Regions from separate parts of the Homo sapiens genome. Here region 2 is linked to region 1. Evidence: chromatin contacts called from ENCODE Hi-C or POLR2A ChIA-PET data. All regions are on one chromosome and are shown on one strand. The core of a region is the stretch at or near the end of the contact, and the rest is flanking DNA. Distances in the headings are between cores, read along the strand shown. Region 1 holds the start of DOCK11 (dedicator of cytokinesis 11). Region 2 holds the start of CUL4B (cullin 4B).

Evidence for each region. Hi-C counts contacts between places; a loop is a spot of excess contacts on that map. ChIA-PET counts read pairs that join two places held with the same protein, here RNA polymerase II (POLR2A). Pooled maps may share reads with other maps.
Region 2: a loop to region 1 is called in a pooled map, with 16 times the contacts of the local background. The contact joins the promoter of CUL4B here to the promoter of DOCK11 in region 1. A Hi-C loop is called at or near these places in 6 of 50 pooled maps. POLR2A ChIA-PET finds 5 or more read pairs at or near these places in 2 of 52 experiments (OCI-LY7 and activated B cell).

What each region holds. Positions count from the first base shown.
Region 1 is chrX:118,493,476-118,498,052 of GRCh38, reverse strand. DOCK11 (dedicator of cytokinesis 11) reads right to left here and starts at 2,238. Exons shown (of 53, transcript NM_144658.4): 1 at 1,980-2,238. The coding sequence starts at 2,081. RefSeq lists silencers at 1,711-1,770, 1,941-2,000, 2,091-2,170, 2,281-2,420 and enhancers at 1,450-2,428, 2,831-2,900.
Region 2 is chrX:120,559,712-120,564,288 of GRCh38, reverse strand. CUL4B (cullin 4B) reads left to right here and starts at 3,327. Exons shown (of 20, transcript NM_001079872.2): 1 at 3,327-4,206. The coding sequence starts at 3,651. RefSeq lists silencers at 2,678-2,727, 3,028-3,107 and enhancers at 2,488-3,372, 3,081-3,375, 3,373-4,258.

The DNA.
Region 1 (4,577 bases), core at 989-3,488:
GGGAACCATGGCCACTGCCAGCGTCTCCTAGAAAAGACTCCTGCCAATAACAGTTTTTCCTCCTTCGCCATAGAATCAATGGTCAGGAAGGAGCCGCTGAACCTACAATGCACAAAATTCTTTTGAAAACCTAAAAACAGGGGAAAGAATGCTAATGTTAACTTTTTGCTGCTAGGGTGGCAGGTCAAGTGCTGATCAAATCCCAGTGGAAGTTTTCTTAGTCCCATTTATTCTCGAGAAATCTGGCCACCTACAGCTTTCTTCACGTGTTGTGGTAGAAGGCCAGCCAACCCCGCTCAAGGAAGGTTTTTTGTTTTCTCTGAATTTAGGAAAGCGTTCTCTGCTAGGTAGATTGAATCACGTGTTAACAATCACCCAAGATGAGAGCCCTGGTATAAATGCTCTGCACACAGCTTGCCTTCCTCTCTTAACTGGCTGTGATGACAGGCAAGGCTCCAATCTGACCTCAACAGGTCCTCACTCCAAAATCAGACTGAAATACACAAGCCAAGTCCATTAAAGTAACATTAAAGGTCTGGATTTAGCTCCACTAAACAGCAGAATTAAACTTTCAAGGGTCTAGCCACAATAAAGAGATTTCTTTAAAGTCACTTAGGTTTGCACAGTTGTAGCTATTAGGGATCAGATCTTTATCTCAAAGGTACATAGTTTACCTTTGATCCTCCTCCAGAACTCCCACTAATGTCAACTTTCTCCACTGTTGGGATCAAGCCCCTGGCCTCCCTTTAATGCTGGGTTTTATTGCTGATTCTACAAGATCAACAGAAAAATTACAAGGAAAAGCTGTGAAGTTCCCTTCCGATGACAAGTTGTTTTAACAAAAAGAGCCCTCTCTTAAACGGTGAAATTTAAACACAGCAAACGACTCGCTGTAAAATGGAGCTGAGGGAGACAAAAACAAACAAAAACAACAACCAAAAAACAAAGTAACAAAACAAACACTAATTAATCAGTCCGATTGCTTATTCAGGGTTTGTTCGCTTGTCCAGGAAACTGGCAACGAGTGTCTTGAAAACAAGAGAAGGGGCAAGTGCCCGTTAGCACCCTTTAGCCTTTCTCCAGAGTCAGACAATCTGGATAAGGCTGAGGGTGCTCTGGGAGGGTTCCCAGGGAGTCAGCGCGCTTTCGAATCCCCATCCCCCAGTCCTGAGCTGTGGGGCTCTGACCCCAGGTCCTCCATCCCTGGACTGACACACCCAGTCTTCCCCCAAATCCCCACGGCACCGTCCCCTTGGTCCCCTTGCCTCTGGAGCGCTCGCGTGTCCCCGAGGGACACACTCTCCCTGCGGTGGATGACCCTGCGCCCACTCTGTCGCAGAACCCCGTTGTTTCTAATGCCCTTCCTCCGCAGCAGCACCCCTTCAACACCCATCACCACCCTCTCTCCCCAGTTGCAGGAGGAAGTCGCTCTGCTTCCTCTGTTCTCACCGCCAGCCCGAGCTTGGGCGCCCGGGGCTTTCTGGGTGGGGTTCTTTTTTGTGTACACAGTGTGTGTATGTGTGCGCGCGAGAGTGTGTGTGCCAAACGCTCATCGCATCCTTCCGCCTAGGCGGCCTCAGGTGCTCGCGGGAGGGGATCAGGATCTCGTCGTGCCCTTGTCCCCGGCTCTTTGTGCCGAGTCCAGAGCAGCGCGAGGTCAGCTCTTTAGCTCACACCCCCGGCCCCGACCCTGGGTGGGAGCCTCCGCCTCCGCCTCCTCCGCAGCCGTCCGAGCCCGGCTTTTGCCCGTCTGCTTCCATCCCGGCGCACGCCTCCGCCGTGCCGGGCGGCCGGAGAGCTGTCAGCCGGCGCCTGGGACTCGGACCCCGGCCGGCGGCTGCCGGTGCGAAAACTTACTGGAGCGGAGAAAGACAGCGCGCGGCGCACCAAGCGGCCGCACTGGCGCCGTTCCTGCCCCTTCCCGCGTCGCTCCCGCCTGGAGCGCGTCCCCCGGGATGCCCCGTCCCCCGGCCACTCACCAGCACCACGGAGCCCCGCACGGCCTCAGACACGCTCTGCCGGAGCTCAGCCGCCGTGCCAGGCTTGCTGAGCCGTTTGGTGAATTTGCGCACTTCGGCCATGGCAGCGGCGGCGGGCGGGTCTCGGCGGGCGGGCGGACCTCGGCGGGCGGGTGGACTCACTGCCCCGGCCCGCGGCGGCCGCGGCCGCTGCTGCTCCCTCTGTTTACTCGCCGGCCGGCCGGCCACATCGCAGCTCGGCGGCGGCGCGGCTCACGCTGCTCCTCCCTCCCACCTCCCACCCGCTGCTCCTCCCTCGTTCCCTCCTTCCCTCCTTTTCTCGCTCGCTTCGCCCGCTCACTGTCCTGCCCCACGGCGTCGGCGGCGGCAGCTCCCTCCCCTAGAGGGCCCGAGCTCCGATCGCCACCAGCCGAAGCAGGAGGGTGTGTCTGATGGGGAAGGGTGTGTAGAGGGGGAGGGAGAACTGGAGGTGGGGGCGAGGGTCACGAGGGAAGAGGGGGGAAGTGGCTACCGCTCGGGCTCCGCCCGCAGCTGATGTTGCTGGTGCAGCCGCATCCGGGAGGGGAGATCTGGGCTGCTTCTTTTTTTCCGCTTGAGTGGGGAGGGCGGGGTGGGGTGGGGGAACAGAGAGGGGTGATGAAATGTCTCCAAGAGTGGGGCGTGCTCCTCTCCCGCCCTAGTGCTCCTCTCCCGCCTCCGAGCTGCAGTGCCCGCAGGAGGGCTGGAGAACTCTCACGTCCCTCCACCCCGCAAGCCCCCAGGGCCCAGGCGGCTAGGGGCTGGAAAACAACGTGGAGCAGCCGCCTTTTGTGTGCTCCTTGGGGAAGGGTCGCACCAATGTCGAAGGACAGAGAGCTGCTTTCCAGCGTGAGCGGCTCGACTGGGTCCCCCTCCTCGCCCACACCGTTTTCCTACTCAGTTGGCTCACCTAACAGGGGGCAACACTGGGGAGAGAGCATGCTTCTGGAAGTGGGAACTTATTGTGGCGGCACCCCTCGCTCCGTCCCCCACGGGGGAGAGCTGGGTGGTGGAGCCTGAGCCTGTGGCAGGTGATCCCTAGGTCAGCACTGACTGCACCAGGAGTGGGGTGGGGGTGGGCATTAGGATGAGCCTGTGGCAGGTGATCCCTAGGTCAGCACTGACTGCACCAGGAGTGGGGTGGGGGTGGGCATTAGGAAGGCCATCTCCCTGGGTTTGGTGGACTTACCAATCTTATAGTAGCTTTTACAAGTGCCCTGCACTCACCTCTCCATTTCCTATTCATCTCCTTACTCTTTTCAGCTTCCAAGAAATTGTTTTTCCAAGAATCAAAGAACATCTCATAACAGGGTATAAAACGAACATGCTTAAGACAGAAATAGGGACGGGAATCTTGAAGTACTAGTGACCCTGTCAGACCTCCTGAAGTGCAGAGTGAAAGGCTCCACTGATGGTGGCAGTTTTCTATCTGGTTATTTCATTTGTTGAGAGTTTGAAAATGGCCCTCAGTCTGGGGGACCGAGCAGCCCTTCTGAAAGCAGTCCTACCACCACCCATCGGGCACTTTCCCCACCCTCAAAGACCAAACAGTCTTTTAGGGGACTTTATTATGGAAACAAGGGCATGCGTGGTGATGGTTTCTTTGAACCCAGAAAAGGCCAAGTCTCTTCGCAGTAAGCCTATTTCAGCCATCCCATCAGTCTCAATAAAGCATATATGGAGGCTCCTAGAGGGCCTGGGACCTGGAAGTCCTCTAAAGACATTCTGTCACAAATCTTAGTTTTGCACAGTACGTGTAAAATTTGTTAATTGTTGCGTGTAGGCTGATCTCCAAGAATTCATACCCTCTGTTCCATAAATGCCTGTGTGGCTCATGCTGTTGGTTACCACCACAATAGCTATAACACTTTTTGCTTGCAAAGAGAGCCCAGATTTACTTCAGATATAGGGCAGAGCCACAGGGTTTAAGGAAGGCAGGCCCAACTCCAGGTGATGAATCATGACTGATGAAAAAACCATGATAAGCTCCCTCTTATTGACTAGTGGGATGGTCTAGACTCCCAATCGGTTTGGGCCAATAAGATATAAGAGGGAAGTGTGAGAGGAGGGTTCCTGGGAAAGTTTTTCTACCTTGATGAAAAAAAAAGGAGAGAGGCCCAGGCCCCACTTTCTTCCTGAGAGGGATGTTTTCTTGCAATGCTTTGGCCCTTGGCAGCCATATTGCAACCATGAGGCAAGGCCAAGGCAATCTCAGAGAAGCCAATGTAGAATCCAGACAGCATTGAACTGTTGAACCAGGCCTGATACTGCCTACCTCTAGTTCCTTTTTATGTAAGAAAAATAAACCCCTGCAGTTTATGACACGTTTAGATGAATATTCTGTTACTTTCAGCCAAAAGCATTCTTAGTACCACAGGCTCTATGGTAGCCACTGAAGGTGCACAGCATTGAACAAGACAGGCAAGGTCCCTCCTCTCCTGGAGCTCACATGTCAGTGCAAAGAAATGAACATGTTAATTTCAGAAACATAAATGCTATGTAGAGAATTAAGGGGAGTTGATAGAGAGTAACTGGAGTTGGGGACCTAGTTTAAAATAGATGATCAAGAAAAGCTTCTTT
Region 2 (4,577 bases), core at 2,078-4,577, 2.1 Mb before region 1:
CACTCTGTCACCCAGGCTGGAGTGCAGCAGTGTGAGCTTGGCTCACTGCAACCTCTGCCTCAGGTTCAAGGGATTCTTTTGCCTCAGCCATTTGAGTAGCTGGGATTACAGGTGAACACCACCATGTCCGGCTCATTTTTGTATTTTTAGTGGAAACGGGGTTTCACTATATTGGCCAGGCTGGTCTGGAACTCCTGGTCTCATGTGATCCACCCATGTTGGCCTCCCAAAGTGCTGGGATTACAGGCATGAGCCACCACGCGTGGCCAGATCTGTGCTTTTTAAAACCAACATGTAACTCAGAAGACTGAAGGGCTTAGATAACCATGTGAGATAGGGAACTATTATTACTAGAATGTAGTTAAATATTAACAGGACTCAGCTATCATTTAGGTTAGTAGAAAAGTTTATCTTTGTATGGCAAAAGCAGCTTTCTCTTATCTTTATGTCCATTCCCTTTCAGTTGCACTAATATTTGTAATTTTTTAAAATGGCTAGCACTTCATATACCCTCCTAAAGATTTTAACTACATGAATTAGAACAACCTTGTTCATTAAATCCTGAAAATGAGTCAGTTAATCCTCCCTTATAAAGACACAGCATTATTTTATTCACATGCAATGAAATACTCAATTCAATAAGCATTTACCCTGCATTTACAGTGGTTCAGCATTTTGTGAACTGTGAGACACGATAAAGGAAAGTTCAATGTATTAAGGTGTCTTTCCTGGCCTTAAGAGTTTACTGTTTCTATTTGGGCAGCAAGAACTATATGGTAGGCCCAGCACTTTGGGAGGCTGAGGCAGGCGGATCACTTGAGGCCAGGAGTTCGAGACCAGCCTGGCCAACATAGCAAAACCCTGACTCTACTAAAAATACAAAAAAAATTAGCAGGCGTAGTGATACATGCCTGTAGTCCCAGGTACTCAAGAAGGCTGACGCACAAGAATCGCTTGAACCCGGGAGGCAGAGGTTGCAGTGAGCCAAGATTACACCACTGCAGTCCAGCCTGGGCGACACAGCAAGATTCTGTCTTCAAAACAAAACAAAATGAAAAAAACTATGTGGTATATTCAAAACAGATAGGAGTGCTTCCATCTGTCTCCTTTCAGGCCCCCATCTCCCTTCTCAGCGGTTCTAAGTTCCATTAGAGCCTTGCTTTCAGCAGGCTGTCATCAAATAGCAATGATATTGTCTAATAATGCCAAAGGTTGATTTGCATTTTAATCAGGGACTTTTCAAGACACAAAAACAAGTGGGCCTGTTTAAACAAAGTTAGAAAGTTGATTTATTTGCAGGGTTCTGATTCACCTATCACAAGGTATACCATACAAGCTGCTTTTACTCCACTCACAATCCTGTCACCCCTGGTTTGTAAAAGCTCTGCTTGCTGGATTGTCTCCCTGCTATCTATGATCGCCTACAGAGTAGACTCCAAATTCTTGGCTTGGTGTGCCAGGCACTTTTGAGCCTCATCTTCCTTACTCCCAGCCAGACATCCTACTTCCCAGCCTCACTGCACTTTCCATGTTTCCATAAACAGGCCTGGCCCTTTCACTCCTTGCTTTGCCCTTGTTTCCGTTCCCCAGAATGCCTTTCATCCTGTTCCCTCTTCTCTTTTTGGCAACTCCCACTTTGAGACACAGCATAAACATAATCTCTGTAGAACTCTTCCTATTCCAGATTTCTCCCAAATTTCTTGTTTTGCCTCTTCTGACAGCACTTTGTATATATGTCATATTATTGTTATGGAAATTAGTTTTGAAACTATCTTCCCCTACTGGCTTCTCAAGGGCAGAGACCTTGCATAGTCTTACCATACATGCTAACTGAATGCTTTTGCAGTTAGAATGATCAACAGGTTGGCAAATTTAGTTTTTGATATTGTGTTACCTCCCTCTGAGAATGCCCCAAGGTTAAGTAAAAACTCCCAACAGGGAATTTACAAGGTTTATTGTTGCTAATTTAACCAAACTTAAAGATTTTTTAAATCAATAATCAATTGTAAAGCATGGGGTCATGAAACACATTAGTAGAAAACACTGACTTTTGCCGATATGGTTCTAAAATGTCTCCTTTGGGACAGCGTGTAAACTGAGATTTGGCAAAAGAAGGAAGTGGGTCTTAGCTTTGTTGGGTCTATAAATTACTGAGTTAAGGACTGATAGAGTGGGGGTTAGGACGATCCTGGGCATAGTGCTGGGTGGGTGAGGGGTTAGTTACCTTTCCATTTCTTCGCCTTAGAATACACACTTAATTTGGCCAGCCAGCTTAGAAAATGCTCCTGGTAGTAAGATAAAAGGATTTACAGCTACATGAAAGAGAAAGGCATCAAAATTCAGGCCTTATTCAGCCTTGGGTCTGTGGTGCCTTGAGATAAAAGAGAAACAATTTATACCGGCACCGAATTAAAAAGTCCTTTTCTTCCTATCTTAGCTCGTTTTCTTCTCCTTTCCTATCTTAACATAGGGACATTCCTCTCCAGCAGCGGGCATAATGGCATGATTATGTTTTCCTCTATTTAGGGTTACTCCCCTAGCCTTGCAACCACTCCTTATTCTTTCATCTCTTTCAAAGTTTCTATTCTCCCGGACCCTTACGTTTTATTCCGTCCCTCCCTCTCTCCTCCTCTTCCTCCTCCTCCGTTTTCCCAGCTAGCTCACTCCGCCCCTCGCCGTCACTACCTTCCCTCCCCCGAGGCTCCTTCCCGCTCCTCCCGCCACCCCCCCCACCCCCTCGCCTTCAGAAAGCTCCAATCAGGAGCTCCGAAGGTGTCTCGAAGGCCCGCCCCCTCCTCCTATCCACTTTTCTTCCCCCCAATTTCTCCCTCCCCCCTTCCCCCCCCCACTCAAGTCCTGCGGACCTGGGGGCTTCGGGATCTGGGCGCTATGAAAAGTGTCTGCCCAGTCACTTCCGGTAAGGGCGCTGCGGCGCGAAGCTTCCCGCGGGACCGTTAAGGAGGGAGTGGGAGTTCCCGGTGGGCCAGGGAAGGAAGGCGCTGCCAGGAAAGGGGATCGCGAAGGGGAGCGGGAGCAGGAGCGAACTAGCGCGAGCGTCTGGGGCACTTTAGCCGCCCCTTTCCAGCCGCCCCCTCACGCGCGAGCTCCCCCGCCCCCCGGGCGGCTGCAGCGCTTCCCTCACCCCCACTCCCTGAGGTTGACACCGCCCCTCCCTCGGCGCCGCGTGACCGGAAATGGCGCCATCTTTAGCCTCTTGTGCTATTGACAATAACAAGCCCTGGTTCTTTCCCCCTCCCCCTTTCCCCCAACCACAGCCTCTCCCCTCCCAGGGAGAGGGAGAAAAGGAGGAGGAGCTGCAGCCTCACAGACTCGCTGAGTCGCTCCTGCAGAAAGGGGGGGAGAGAGATCGAAAAGCAGGGGAGGGGGACGGCACGGCCGTTTACCTGTCTGCCTCCTCATTCGCTCTCCCCCCTCGTTCTGCTCACTCCTGGTGTCAGCCTATCCGCCTTCCCAAACCCTCCCATTCCCCCGGTGTAGCCCCCCCCTTCACTTTCCTTCTCGTCCTCTGTGTTTCTCCTCTCTTCTTTCTTCCCTTCCCCCTCTAGCATTGCTACCTTCTCTCCTACACGCACGCAGGCATATAAACGTAGGTTTTTGATGCTCCTCTGCCTGTTGACCCCGCTATTTTCATGTTTCCAACAGGTTTTTCTTCCCCCAGTCCCTCAGCTGCTGCTGCTGCTCAGGAGGTCAGATCTGCCACTGATGGTAATACCAGCACCACTCCGCCCACCTCTGCCAAGAAGAGAAAGTTAAACAGCAGCAGCAGTAGCAGCAGTAACAGTAGTAACGAGAGAGAAGACTTTGATTCCACCTCTTCCTCCTCTTCCACTCCTCCTTTACAACCCAGGGATTCGGCATCCCCTTCAACCTCGTCCTTCTGCCTGGGGGTTTCAGTGGCTGCTTCCAGCCACGTACCGATACAGAAGAAGCTGCGTTTTGAAGACACCCTGGAGTTTGTAGGGTTTGATGCGAAGATGGCTGAGGAATCCTCCTCCTCCTCCTCCTCATCTTCACCAACTGCTGCAACATCTCAGCAGCAGCAACTTAAAAATAAGAGTATATTAATCTCTTCTGTGGCTTCGGTGCATCATGCAAACGGCCTAGCCAAATCTTCTACCACCGTCTCTAGCTTTGCTAACAGCAAACCTGGCTCTGCTAAGAAGTTAGTGATCAAGAACTTTAAAGGTAACCAAGGCCAAAATCCATAATCACCTAATAAGGATTTGACACTCGAGGGGTCACGTGCTCTATTTATGTTAATATATTAAACAGTTTGGAGGTGGCCTAATGTTTTATGCATAATCAATGAGGTGGAGGGGAGGTCCTTTTTTGGTGGAGGGTTCATTTTCCGGGGGTGGTTAGGATCCTTGTGCTGAAGCATACACCGGGTGTTTCTGTGCAGTATTTTGAGGTCTTTTTCAACCTATTGTATTTAATCTGTTATTCCTTATAACACTGACAATCGGTATGATTGATCCGGATTTTGCAGGTGAGAAATTTGTATTCTAAAGAGGTTTATTTATTTCAGGTGCATAGCGAGCCTTGGCATTGCTGGG